Linked DNA regions of Homo sapiens: region 1 is linked to region 2. A link is a contact called in ENCODE Hi-C or POLR2A ChIA-PET data. All regions are on one chromosome and are shown on one strand. The core of a region is the stretch at or near the end of the contact, and the rest is flanking DNA. Distances in the headings are between cores, read along the strand shown.

Region 1 (7,555 bases), core at 1,804-4,303, 130 kb before region 2:
GATATTGTTGAGGGTATGCCAGGAACAATGTGAGGAAAGACACACTGAGCTGTGACTTGAGTTTCTCAGGAACAAGGCTTGTGTCTCACTTGGCTTTATACCCCCAACATTTGGTAGAGGCCTCCTTCAAGAACTGTGTTATCAGTGGTAAGATGAGCTTTTATCAGGAAATGGTGGTTTAATCATATTGAGAGTCAGTTAACATTGTTTGCCTATCATGCTAGGGACTGTGCCTGAAACTTTCATTTCCATTATCGCATTAAACCCAAGGTTTACATACACACCTATAGATGGGTGTTCATAGCAGCTTTATTTCCAGTAGCCCAGAACTGGAAACCTAGGTGTTTCCCAACCTGGCCATTGACAGGTGAATGGTTAAACAGTTCGGAACATCTCTATAGTGGAGTACTACTAAGCCGTACGTAGGAATGAATTCTTTATATATGCAGCAGTTGAGCTGGTTCTCAAGGGCATCATACCCAGTAAAAAAGCCAATCTCAAAAGTTTACATACTGTATGATTTCATTTAGAAAACATTCTCAAAATGACAAAATTGTAGAGATGGGGAGTAGATTAGTGATTGCCAGGGATTAGCAAAGGGGGTGGAGGGTGGTAGTGGTGTGATGACATAGAGGGCAGCACAGAAGCAGTTTCTTTGTAGTGATAGAACAGTTCTGTATCCTGATAGTGATGATGGAGATCTGCACCTGAGATAAAATTACATAGAACCACCCATGCACGAACGCACATGTGCCTGAGAATGTGTAAAAACTGAAATCTGAATAAGGGCTGCAGATTGTACCAATGTCAGTTTCCTGGTTTTGAGAGTGTATTATAGTTACATAACATCCTACCATTAGGGAAGTTTGGTGAAGGGTACACAGGACCTCACTGTTATTTTTTGTAAGTCTCTGTGACTCTATAGCTATTTCAAGTAAAATATTAAAAACAAAACTCATTGTAGAGGGCCCGTGGAGGAGTATAATAAAATTAACCTTACCGCCCTGTGTCCTTCCTGCCTCATTTATGTGCTTTGAAATAGAACCAGATCAGGAGAAAAAAAATTTCTTGAGTTTTTCTTAAGTGCTCCATTTTCTATAGAATTGCCCTTGATTTCTGTGTAGAAGTTGTGTTCTCTACCATTTTGTTGTGGGCATGTTTTGTATCTCTGTAATTAGCATGCCACTTTATGTCTTCCCTTTCAGGGAGATAAGAAGCCTTATTTGGAGATTCATAGGGAATCAGGAGCAGGGCAGTATTTCTTGTTTTGAGTACCTATCTTGTAATGGCCCTATGCTAGTCATTGTGGCTTTACCAGACTTGATTTTTTATAAATTGATTTCCTTTTTAAGTATCATTATTTTATTCTTTTAAAATACTAATGGATAGTATATGAAAGTTTCTTCCCCTTCACAGTGGGCACTTTGTCCACACTGTTTAAAGAATGCTCACTTTTGTTGTACTACTTAACTGTCCTTGCATGAGGTTTACATTCAGATAAAAATGATTATTTGGTTTATGGACACACATTTTTGAAAGTGGAAGAGCCAGGAGCTGTAATTTTACATGAAAAAAAGTTAATGGCTGAAGTGCCTTTTAGTTGAAACCATCCATTCCTAAAGTGTTCATATCTAGATTACCATATCTGTTTGGAAGGGGGAAAAAGGGAAGGATTTTACCAGTTGGTGTCAAATAAGCTCATAAATGTACAAAGACAGTTTATCCATAACCCCCCTCCCCACCCCAGGTAAAGGCCAAAGCCCTTTGCTGTTTCCCAAGGGTACATATTTTTTTCTTACAACTTTGCAGAGCTGCCTTTAACTTTGGCCTAACTTCACTTGTATGAATGGTTCCAAGGTGGATATAGGTTGGTGGGTGATATTTTGCCTTGGATTTGAACTTACTGCATACGTGCCCCCAAACCCCTACTCCCAGCTGCCCCTTGTGTATACACATAGACATCTCTTATCAGTTACTGTTAACTATAAACTCAATCCTTTCTAGGGATAGTGTGGGGTAGGATAGTATTTGTCTCAAGATCTCAGTTTGGGTTTCTACCTGAGATCTAATGTCCTCCTACCACTGACTCACTGAGTGACCTTCAGCAAGTCCTTTTGCCTTATTTGAGCTTCAGTTTCCTTACTGATAGCCTAAAGGAGTTGAACCTAGTGGCTTTCAAACTTTTTGAGGATCTCAGAACTGTTTGAAAACCTGATGGAAGCCATGAATCTTCTCCTCTAGGGAATGCCCACAATTACAGTATTTACAGTATTTCAAGGTATTTACAGATCCCCTGGAGCTTGTCCATGAACCCTTAGTAATCTTACTCAGCTATATCGTAATCTTTGGACTAGACCAGGTGTCACCAAAGTATGTATGGCCTGTGGGCCACATTCAGCCCACAGCCTGTTTTTGACTGGCTTGTGAACTAAGGATGATTTTTAAATTTTTAAAGGGTTGTTAAAAACAACAACAAAAAAACCCAGCAACGAACATGTAACAGAGACCATATGAGGCCCACAAACCTGAAGAATATAGTATTTATTCTTTACAGAAAGTTTGTCAACCCCTGACCTAGATCATTGCTAAGGTCCTTTGTAGTAATGACTTCATGAATCTGTAGCCCTGTCTAGTGGATAATTGCTAGTACTTGGTTTTCTTTTTAGGCCCAGTCATTTTTTCTATCAAGATTTTTGGATTTCAGAATTTGCATGGTTGGTTTAAATTACTGCTTTTGTTACAAGGTGTCTTTCTTTTGATCACAAATTAGGTAATAATTCTCATAGGAAATAAAGCAGATTTGGAGGCACAGAGAGATGTTACATATGAAGAAGCCAAACAGTTTGCTGAAGAAAATGGTGAGTTTCTTTAAGACTTAATGGTCACAATTGGGAGAATTTTTAAGGAAAGGTGGGCTTGACAGTTTTGTTGGTTTTTTTTTGCATTTTTTTTTTAAATGCAGACTCAGAAATCTCAAGAATGAGGAAGTAACAATGTGTTTCTATTTCTGTGTGATTTATGTTGGAGCAGTACAGTTATTTAGTGACAAATATAAAGATGCTCTCCACCTCAAACTTACATACTTTTTCATAAAATACTATGGGAGGAGTACTAAAAACTGATGGGAAACTTTTTCAGATGTTACTAAAGAAGTGCACTTGTGAGTTAGTTTGAAGTGTCCTAATTATAGTCTGAATTTTATTTTTAGGCTTATTGTTCCTCGAAGCGAGTGCAAAAACGTAAGTGTGACCAAAATACAGATATTTCAATTATATTCAAGTTTCTCAAAGTAGAACCGTATATATGAAAAGTATATAATGTATATACACATATAAAGTACTATCTATAAATGTGTAATGCTTACTGCAGGAAGAACAGCAAACATCTCTTTGCTTCCTTTTTTACATTTCAAAATAATATGAATTTTTGTTACTTAAAAGATTGTACCTTGATTATGCCTGTTGGTAACCCAGGTTAATAAATGAAACTTTGTTTACATTTCAAAAGTGTTTGACTTTTCCCAAATGACAGTGTTTGACTTTTCACAAGTGAGGTTGAGTTTGGCATCTCAGACAAGCTTGGTCAATCTGTTCTTCCTGTAATACTTCTGATCACATTAAAAAGCATGATTTAAGGGAATAGTGTCTACTCAGAAGCATAGTGAACATTTTCTAATTGTTCTTCCATGTCTGCTATTGAACTGTGGTACACCCATCATTGTTCTTCATTTATTAGGCCAAAAATTTCTTGTGGTGAGGAGAGGCTAACCTGTTTTCGTTTAGTCTCAGCTGTGCTATTAGTCCAAAGAAAACTGAATGGAGGTGTTAACGTGGCTAAGCATGATTATGTCACCATTACCCGATTAAAAACAGCTCAGTTCATGCTTGGCTGAGCAGACCATATTATTCTTGGAATTTTTTTCAGCATGTTCAGAGAGATTTCATTTCTGTTTGGAGTATCCTCTCTGTTATCACAGAAATGACCTATCTGAATTGTCATGGTGTGTATTAACATACAGTATTTTAATGATTGCATATAACACATGTAGTTGTCCAAATAGGGTTTGTAGAAAGGGCTTTCAGTACACGTATGTATGTATGCTTTCCATAGAAAGTAGTTTTCCGGCCGGGTGTGGTGGCTCATACCTGTAATCCCAGCACTTTGGGAAGCCAAGGCAGGCGGATCACGAGGTCAGGAGATCGAGACCACCCTGGCCAACATGGTGAAACCCTGTCTTTACTAAAAATACAAAAATTAGCTGGGCGTGGTGGTGTGCTCCTGTAGTCCCAGCTACTCGGGAGGCTGAAGCAGGAGAATCGCTTGAACTTGGGAGGTGGAGGTTGCAGTGAGCTGAGATCGGGCCACTGCACTCCAGCCTGGTGACAGAGTGAGTCTCTGTCTCAAAAAAAAAAAAAAAAAAAAAAGGAAAATAGTTTTCCATGTTCTCTTAGCTCAGTGTTCTGGTAATCTCTTATTAGATGACAGTGGTTAAGTTGGAGACATCATGGCAGTTAACTAAAGATTAGCAAAAGGTCAGTGTCTTGTCTTTTGTAGAAAACTGTGGTTCTCCAATAAAGTTATCAATTGCCTCTTAGGGGAGAGAATGTAGAAGATGCCTTCCTTGAGGCTGCCAAGAAAATCTATCAGAACATTCAGGATGGAAGCTTGGATCTGAATGCTGCTGAGTCTGGTGTACAACACAAACCTTCAGCCCCGCAGGGAGGCCGGCTAACCAGTGAACCCCAACCCCAGAGAGAAGGCTGTGGCTGCTAGTGACCTCTTTGCTGTGGCCCCTCATTTGACCTTTCACCTCTGTCTGTTGGAAGCAGTACTTTTTACTGCCTCATTGTCTTCTGTACATCTTACTGGGTTTAATTAAAAAAAAAGAAAAAACTCTGTTGTAAAAACAGTTTAACACAATACTAAACTGCTAAACAACTAGATGTAATCAGGTTATCAAAGGCAAGTAGAGTAATAAATCTCTCCTGCATGGTAAATCTAGACTTTTTTTCCCCCTTGTCCTCGTGATAAGTATGTCACCAATATATGATTTAAACCGAGCACTGATGCTGGACTTCATGATTTTTACCCTCCCTTTGGCAAGGCTTTGTCTCACTGTACGGTTTAATTTGGTGATATCTTAAGCCTTTCTTCCCATCCTTAACTGTTCAAGTATGTCTGTTGTAACCAATAAGTTTATTGCTGTGAAATTACTTCTGATGGTAGAGAAGGGGTTCTATAACTGCTTTTGTTTTGTTTTGGATAAATTTCCTGTTGTGTGGGTGGCATTTTTCTTAACGAGATTTGCTTCTGTCTTAGCCTCACACAGGGAAAATATCCATTTATCTTCTCTCTCGTGCTTAATTAATAGCTTTATCTTTTTTTATACCATTTTATCCTTTTCTCTTTAACAGAAAGTAAATATGTATAAAATTTGAAGGAATCGAACTAACAATACATTCTGTGTATATTATTTTAATGAAGAAAATAAATTGATTACTGGCATTGGAACAGTATAAAATACCAGTTTGTACAGTATGACCTATATGTGACCATGTTACTCCCTTCCATTTCACACAAAGAAATAGACACAACTGCAGTTCACAAGTAGTACTGGCTCCACCCCTTGGTGCTGGCAGTGTTTGGGGACATTATGCTGGAAAGAGCTCCTAGCATCAGAGGATTAACACTAGCAGATTCTGTTCCATCTTTGCACTGTTGCTTACCTGCTGATTTTCTTAACTGTTCTTGTGCAATCGACAATGTGCTAACCTGCTTTTCTCTTTTTGTAAACGTTTTTGCATTACAGGCTGCATTCTTGCCTTACTGTATAGAAAAAGAAAAAAGGCTGGGTTTACTATTGCACATTTTAAGCTTTTATACCTTTATCTTCTTGGAATGGTCAGATTCTGAACTGGACAGTCAGAACCACAGGTCTGCTGTTAAGGGATTTTAAATTGTGCATTTTTAACCCTACAGTGAAATAACTTAAGATATCCCTGTGTTCACAGTGTGAGGGGCTGTTTTATGTCATGTTGGCATAAATTGTTTTGTAAAAGGGAAAGTGTTTCTAAAGGTGTTTCAGCGCTTGTGCTGATACAAAGTAAGTTATTACTTTGCACCAGGTGGTTTGGCCACTGAATTAATACTGTATAGCAAGAGAAACAATCTTATTTTTTTGGACAACATGTTTTATTAAGTTCTTCATTTCTGTTGATTTTTTTTATTGCATTTATGATTCAGTGGCTGGGAATTGAGAATTTATTTGAAATAGAATAGGTAACACCTCAGCGTACTATAGAAAATGCACTCAGCTCAACTGCTGTGTTTAAAATACACATTTTAAATCCCTCTTTACAGACACTAACATAAAAGTACATCTTTCTGGGTTGTAAACATGTGGTAGTACCAGAGTATTGTATAGTCAATGTTAAATAAAAGCCAAAACTGGAATGTGCAGAAAGTAGGCTTTGGTTAATTTGTGGATTCATTTTTATTTTTGTCTTTGTTTAACTTTTTAAAAAATAAGATTTCTGGAGTAGATTGGTATATTCTGTTAAAGACTTACAGTGATCCATTTTGCTTACACTGTTGCATCACAAGGGACTCACCCAGGGACCATGACCTGCTGGTGTGTGTGTATATTTACAAAAACAAAACAAACAAACCACCCATTGGGATATAAGGTAGCAATCACAAACTAAAGACTGCGGCTTGTTGAGGTGCAATACCCTGACTCCCAAAGTTAGTTACAGTGGGTTTTATTGTTTTTGTGACTGAAGGATTTATTCAGACTGCTGTACTCTTCATTTGATGTAACAAAATGCTATTAATCTAAATATTTGTAAATAAAGTACCTGTATCTAGATTAAATTAAAATTGGTTGCATTATTTTCTGAACTATAATAGGGTTTTTCTTCAGGTGAACAATTTGACGTGTCATCAGTTTTTATTGCAGCACTGTCCATATTCATTGTATAAAGAGAGGTCTACGTATGTAGCATATAAAACCACATCACTAAGTAATAGACCCACAGCTTTATTCTTGTGTTTACATTACCCTTGAAATGTTTTCAGTCAACCCTTTTCAGTGTAAGATCAGCACATTTGGTGGCTGATGCTGTTCTCCTTTGACTGTACCGGGAGCCAGATTCTATCATATGCATGTGTAATCCCCTGTAATACACTCAGGTGCTCACAAATAGAGCAGATTGTCATATTGTAACATGCGTGTGCCAGACACCGGGCAGTACACTTTGGAAAGAATGTGAAATCCTTTTAATTTTTAATCCATAGCTTACTGCTTGTGCAGTCACCTGCCTCTTGAGGTTGCTCATTGCCCTTGGACCTGTGAGGAGGCCTTCAGATTAGTAATTGGTGCTTAGTACTATTTATGCTTAAATAGATCTTCCAGTACAATGTTGAAGTCTTTTTTATGGATAATAACGTGTTTGATGGAGTAACTTATTATTTTTTTTTGGTTGGTGGTTTACACGTTAATAGAGGTAGTACAATTTCTTTGGAAAGGTGTCTTTTGAAGCCAGCTGTTAAGCTT
Region 2 (6,596 bases), core at 2,025-4,524:
TGCTGTCTTGCGTGGATAGTTGTTCTATTTGGTGTTCCTGTGTGGAGAACTATCTCGGGGGGGGTTCTATTCAGCCATCTTGCTCCACCTCCGCCCTCTCTCCAGTCAGTCTTTAAACTGCTGGCACCGAAGCCTCCAGTGCCTTTCTCCTCTATATCCCATGGAGAGTTACTGAAGTAGTTCTTTTTGGATTTCAGTTGGCCTTTTAGTAGAGCCTTTCTCCTAAAGGATTAAAACGTGAGACTGCGGGCTTGAGCCAAAAAGCAGTCAGAGGGACAAATACTGGGTTTTACTTAGAATAACCCACCTGCCTAGTGCCAGCCTACCACTCTTGAACAAAACTTGTATGATTCCCGTGTCTCCATTTAGAATAATTTAATTCTGAGGAGACGCCTCTGTTTCTCCACTGGCCTCTGGACATGGAACAGGCACATGAAAATTACCTGGGGCAGCTATGGGTCACATCACCTCTCTTACTCTAGCCAGCCAGCAGGCACTTGAAGTTCGCAATCTGATGGGCTGAATTTCTGAAAACAATAACAAACACAATGTCACTTATTTTTTATTCTCTAAATTTACAACCCATTAATATACCTCCCTGTAAGCTGTCTGATTTTGAAAATTATACATGATAAAATCTTTTTATTATACATAAAAAAGAGTTCTGTAGTTTGTATTAATAGAAAATTGGTGTCCAGACATATTTTACCAAGTAAGTACAAAATAACTAAAGAATATCCATTTGAAAGATACAAAATTATTATCCTGCTAGGAGCACCTTGGTGTCAAGGTGACTTCAGGGAATAATCAGGTAATTCAGCTCCTTGGCCGGAGTGAAGAATGGAATGTTGAGGCTGGAGAACTAAGCAGGGCTCAAGAGGGGCCTGGTGCACTAGGCTAGGTCATTTGGGCTCAATCATGAGGGGACAATTGAGGCAGCATTAGCAGGAAGGTCAGGTGACCACCAAACTTTCTGCCAGATCTGAGTTTCTTCTCTTTTAGAAATGCAGTATTTGTATAAAAATGAAAGGCTTACCAAAGGTCACATTTTAAATTATAAAGAAAAAAAATCATCTTTTTTTTTTTTTTTTTTTTCTGAGATGGAGTCTGGCTCTGTTGCTCAGGCTGGAGTGCGGTGGCGTGATCTGTGCTCAACCTCCACCTCCCAGGTTCAAGTGAATCTCCTGCCTCAGCCTCCCAAGTAGCTGGGATTACAGGCACCCGCCACCACGCCTGGCTAATTTTTGTATTTTTAGTAGAGGCGGGTTTTCGCCATGTTGGCCAGGCTGGTCTTGAACTCTTGACCTCAGGTGATCCACCCACCTCGGCCTCCCAAAGATCTGGGATTACAGGTGTGAGCCAGCGTGCCCAGCCTCAAAAGTTCATCTGTGAGCCACATTTAGAAGGTAGATAAAAAATTTTGACTAAACACAGCTTAGAATCTATAAATTGTTAAACTTCAGTTCTGTTGAGAATCTTTGAGATCCATCATTCTCTAAATGTTTTCTACCAGAGAAACAGGACAATGGCTTGCAAATATTGGTTATCAGTATTTACTCTATAGCTCAAGCAAACAAACTTATTTGCACTTAAAATACAAATATTACCTACCTTGATTTGAGTGTTGTTGTTCTCTCTTAAATTTCATTTCCCAAAAATGATGGCAAAAGTACTGTTTGTTTTAACTTGACCCATCTTTTGCAACCCAGCTTAATCATTTCACAGATTCCCTTTTGAAATAAATGGGCTAGATGATCAGACAATAGTGGCAAATGTTTGTCATTTCAATGACATATGCAAGAGATACCTTTAGTGAAATTTGTATATCAAATTTCCCTTTGTGCTCCTTTTTTCCCTAGTGAATTCAGCATTAAAGTGTTTATAAATATTTTTGGTTTATTATTTATTAATTCAAAGCAAAGAATGCCAATGTGACCATAAATATCTCATTTATATATCATAAATATCTCATTATAGAAATATGTTTAGAGACATCTGTTTTATTATTTTAAAGAAGAGTACATATTATATATTAAGGTAAAAATAGTACTAAAAAAGAGAAGGTAGTAAATAAAAAAATTCTAATGAACATAAAACATCATAAAAATTAACTTAATTAAAAATCAGCCAGGCACAGTGGCTCATGCCTGTAATCCCAGTACTTTGGGAGGCCAAGGTGGGTGGATCACCTGAGGTCAGGAGTTCGAGACCAGCCTGGCCAACACGGTGAAACCCTACCTCTACTAAAAATACAAAAAATTAGCTGGATGTGATGGGACATGCCTGTAGTCCCAGCTACTTGGGAGGCTGAGGCAGGAGAATGCCTTGAACCTGGGAGGCAGAGGTTGCCCTGAGCCAAGATAGTGCCACTAGACTCCAGCCTGGGCGACAGAAAGAGACTCTGTCTCCAAAAAAAAAAAAAAAAGTATAAAGATAAAATTTTAGTATATTGTGAATTAATTACTAGACTCAATTGTTATAGGAAGCTTTGTTTTTCTGGAGCTCTTATATTAAAATTATTAAAATCCTCACTGAAAAGTATAACATGTGTTTTCTTTAAAAGAAAGATATTCTATATCTGAATAAAGACAAACTTTGAACGAGTGGTATATGCCTTAATAAATATTGGAGAATATCTATTCTCCAATACTTAGAGAATGACGACAGCATCCTCCACATGGCGTTTTCATTGCCAGTCACAACTTTCCTCCACCTAGTGTTCTCTAGACTGAGACAGACCAAGGAACAATTCCCTAGACCTCCTTTGCAGAGCTAGGTTATGCTCAGACCATTTGCAGCACCAAGGACACTGCCATTCAGGTCACCAAAAAAAGATCATCTTGTGAGCCCTGTCTAAACCAGGCCCCTTCTAAAATCATTTCAGTGTGAAACTGAGTCCAGGTGGGTCTTCATCAGTATTAGAGTGGACCTGCCAGATGTATGCTTGCAGATGATGCAACATCAAAGCAAATGCCCTGGGCAAGAGAAGAAAGGCCAAAGCAATGGGCTTACTGGTTTCTAGCTTTGAGCCACTCTTCATAGTGCCAAATTCCCATTTTAGGGTCCCTTTATTTGTATTAATAAAAATAAATTCCCTGGGTGTAAGTTCCTGTAAAGTACTCCCTATCTGTATTCCTGGGCATGAAAGGGTGTTTTAGTTCCAATTCTAGTTTTCCCACTTAGAGGTTCACCTTTCTGACATTAATAATTAACCAGATTATCTGAATTCTTCAAGTTCAGTTTATTTAAAAGGAGACTATCCTCAAAAGTGTTATATCCGTGGTTTCCTGCTACCTCCAACCATGGGCCTTTTGGGAATACTTTGTTTTTTAATCTTCCTGGGGAAAACCTGGGGACAGGAGCAAACGTAAGTAAAACAAGCTATCTTCATTTTTCAATGCATCTTAGTTATGACGAATGAAGAGTTAAATTTAACAGATTCTGTTAACTTGAAAATAACTTGCTACTTCTGAGAACAGCAAGTGAATAGTATCATCTCTGAATGAGAAAGTCATGGAAGCATTTTGATTTGATGAGTAGCTAACAACATGACAGCTTTTATGGAATTGTTATTTATTAAAATTTACGTTAAGTGATTATTCAAATTCCTCTTCAAAAAAGCACAAAAGAAACTCCAGATAATAAACTTTCTTGACATTTTTTGCTTATTTTAACTTGGTGTTTAGTTTTCTTTGTGTTTTTCATAGACTATACACAGTTAAACCAGGGTTATTTAGGAGTCAATCTAATACTGTGATCTGAAAATCTGTTGTTGTAGTGACTTCTACCATACATTTATGAGCTGACTTTTCACAATTTTTAGTGTCATTATTGAGATAATATGCATTTTAAGTAATGTTTTAAAAATAATGATCTTATATCTAGAAATATTTTAATACTGAAAAGTAACTGCAGATCATCTAATCAAACCTATTCATTTTATATATGAGAATAAGTCCAGATAAGGGAAGTGACTGACCAAAGGTCACAGTTCTAGAGAGAGAGAAACAGGATTTTTATTAAGGTCTCCTGTTTATCACTTCAATTTTTTTCATTTTGTCATAAATGTATACATGTAAATATATTATATATAAACACATACTTAGGATGTCATTCTTTTTTAGCACCCTCGTATTTCTGATCTGTGATCTTTTTACATGGCCACAAGCACTCAACTACCTTAGCATCCTGCCTTTATTCTTTTTGAAAGACGAGCAGCTAAGGCTTAGAGAGACTGAAATTAAGTGACTTCAAATTGGTGGCAGAACTAGGGCTAGGACCTGGGTTCCATGATTCTTGTCCAGACTTATTCTGAATTCTTTCTACTAGCCCTTAATAAAAATTATTTCCTCACTTTCTCTGAAGAAGTCAGAGTGTACCATTTACAACATGGCAATCAATCACTTTAATTAATTGGTTGATTGATTGATTCAACAAATATTTATTGAGCATCTAAACATATGATAGGCACTGCAGATATAGCAAACGGTAAGACAATTCCTAGAGCTTGCATTCTAGTGGGAGAAGCAAGTAATGAATGAATGAACCAATGAAAGAATGTGTAAGGTCAGGTAGGTAGTATTATGAAGAAAAAAATAAAGCAGAGTATGAGAATTAAAAAATAATTATGGGGCACTATTTTAAAATGTGGCCAGGAAAGGTTCTCTTAAGGAGGCTGCACTCAAACAGAGCCTGAAGGAAGTGAGGAAGCAAACCATGCAAATATTTGAGGAAAGAGCATTCCAGATAGAGGCCAAAATAACATTCTTGCCTCTCTGCAAGCTCCTGCTCCTCTGCAGCAATTGAAAGACAAAGAAAACTATGAAATTATTTATATGGATAGATTATGCTACTGATAAGTCAATAAGAACCAAAATCTTTATAAAGGGTGGTTCCAGAATATTCTTTTAGGGGCTTCTAAACACTATGTATTTTTGCTTGACGGCTACCATCACATAGACCAGCAGTCCCCAACCATTTTGGCACTAGGGACAGGTTTTGTGGAAGACAATGTTTCCATGGACCAGGATTGGGGTGGGGATGGTTTCAGAATGAAACTGTTCCACTTCAGATCATCAGGCATTATATTCTCATAAGGAGCTTGCAATCTAGATCCCTCGCATGTGCGGTTCACAATAGAGTTCATGCTCCTAGGAGAATCTAATGCCACCACTGATCTGACAGGAGGCAGAGCTCAGGTGGTAATGCTCCTTTGCCCCACTGCTCACCTCCTGCTGTGTAGCCTGGTTCCTAACAAGCCATGGACTGGTATTTGTCCATGGCCCAGGGGTTGGGGACCCCTACCATACACAATTCAAAATTAAAGCAATACTAAACTTAAAAACATAAAGCTTCTATAAATACTGAAATTAAAGTAGCTTTATATCCCTAAATTTTTCTAATTACAAAACTCTTTATAAATTCCATTTAGTACAACAGTTGAAAATGTTAATTCTGGAAACGGGCTGCTCAGGTTCGATTTCTAATTCTATAATTTGTGAATTATAGAATTCATAAATCCTATATGTGTGGCCTTGGGAAAATTAATTAGCAGTTTCTTCACCTTAAAATTGGAGTAATAGTTCCTCACAGAGTGGTTGTAATGACACAATGAGTTTATACAAATAAAGTATTCAGAATAGTGCCTTATCACAGGGCAAAATTTCAGTAAATATATCTTATTATCATAAAAACTGAACTCCTCTCATTTTCTGCCATCTCCTACTAGGCATGTGGGGAAGGGGAATTCAGATGATGGTTGGAAATCTGGAAATTCTTTCCTCTCTTTTGTAATTTGCCTGTAAGTGGATCCAAATTAATTGTAATGCAGGATAACTGTCAGATGCTTTAAAGGATTTAATTGCTGATAAATTAATTCCATTGTTACTAAAAACTTCCTGCTTTTACCAGACTCTTAAAATGTCACAATGTTGGCAGAAGCCTGGAATAATTCTGCCAGGTGGGGTGGTGGGTGCCCTCCAAGCTTGTTGGGCCACTTGAATTAGTCGATCACTATGCCCTTTTGGGTTAAAACACTTTTTTTTCCTATGTAATAGCGTATGTAGTTCTCGCTATTCAAATTAGATACTCTTGTGATATACACTTAGTAATCCAGTTTATATTTGTAAGTTTTTAAATAAAATAATTTTTAAAAATCACTCAAAAGCATGTATAGACTCACTTCCATTATTGTATAAATCACATGAAAAGTAAAAATAAGAGAACAGTCTATGGTTGTGAATAACATATAAACTTGACCTCAACTGTACACATAACAACTGAGAACTCATATAAAGGCCTCCCCCATTTACTTACAAACCGTATAACCTTAGCCAAGTTAGCCTTTTACCACTTGCAAAGTACGAATAATGATAGTACCAGCATCATTGGCTTATTGTAAAAATTAACAAGAGCTGTATGTAAAGTGCTGATACAGCCTCTGATATGTGGCAAGTACTTAATTACCATTATTGTTTGAAGATGATGATTTGCTCTTAAAGGACCATCATCACTATTTCCATTTCCAAATGCACTTCCCAGCTCACTCATATTCTATCCTTTCCGTTATCCGTTTACTAGTATAACATAGTATTTCT

The links. Hi-C counts contacts between places; a loop is a spot of excess contacts on that map. ChIA-PET counts read pairs that join two places held with the same protein, here RNA polymerase II (POLR2A).
Region 1: a loop to region 2 is called in a map of HepG2, with 2.1 times the contacts of the local background. The contact joins the enhancer-like site here to the promoter of C5 in region 2. A Hi-C loop is called at or near these places in 1 of 168 maps with a recorded cell type or tissue (HepG2). POLR2A ChIA-PET finds 5 or more read pairs at or near these places in 5 of 52 experiments (BJ, OCI-LY7, T-cell and 2 more).

Annotation. Positions count from the first base shown.
Region 1 is chr9:121,178,614-121,186,168 of GRCh38, reverse strand. RAB14 (RAB14, member RAS oncogene family) reads left to right here. Exons shown (of 8, transcript NM_016322.4): 6 at 2,771-2,858; 7 at 3,209-3,239; 8 at 4,596-7,555. The coding sequence ends at 4,773. Among named protein-coding and RNA genes, the nearest start is that of RAB14, 19 kb to the left of the region's middle. Within about 2 kb of position 3,053, at least 2 of the 41 ENCODE cell types and tissues checked have a DNase peak (open chromatin) inside an H3K27ac peak, as active enhancers do; they include OCI-LY7, where a contact is called at or near this core.
Region 2 is chr9:121,046,953-121,053,548 of GRCh38, reverse strand. It overlaps C5 (complement C5), which reads left to right and starts at 3,274. Exons shown (of 41, transcript NM_001735.3): 1 at 3,274-3,367. The coding sequence starts at 3,303. LOC124902261 (a long non-coding RNA gene) reads right to left here and starts at 692. Exons shown (of 3, transcript XR_007061753.1): 1 at 444-692; 2 at 1-222.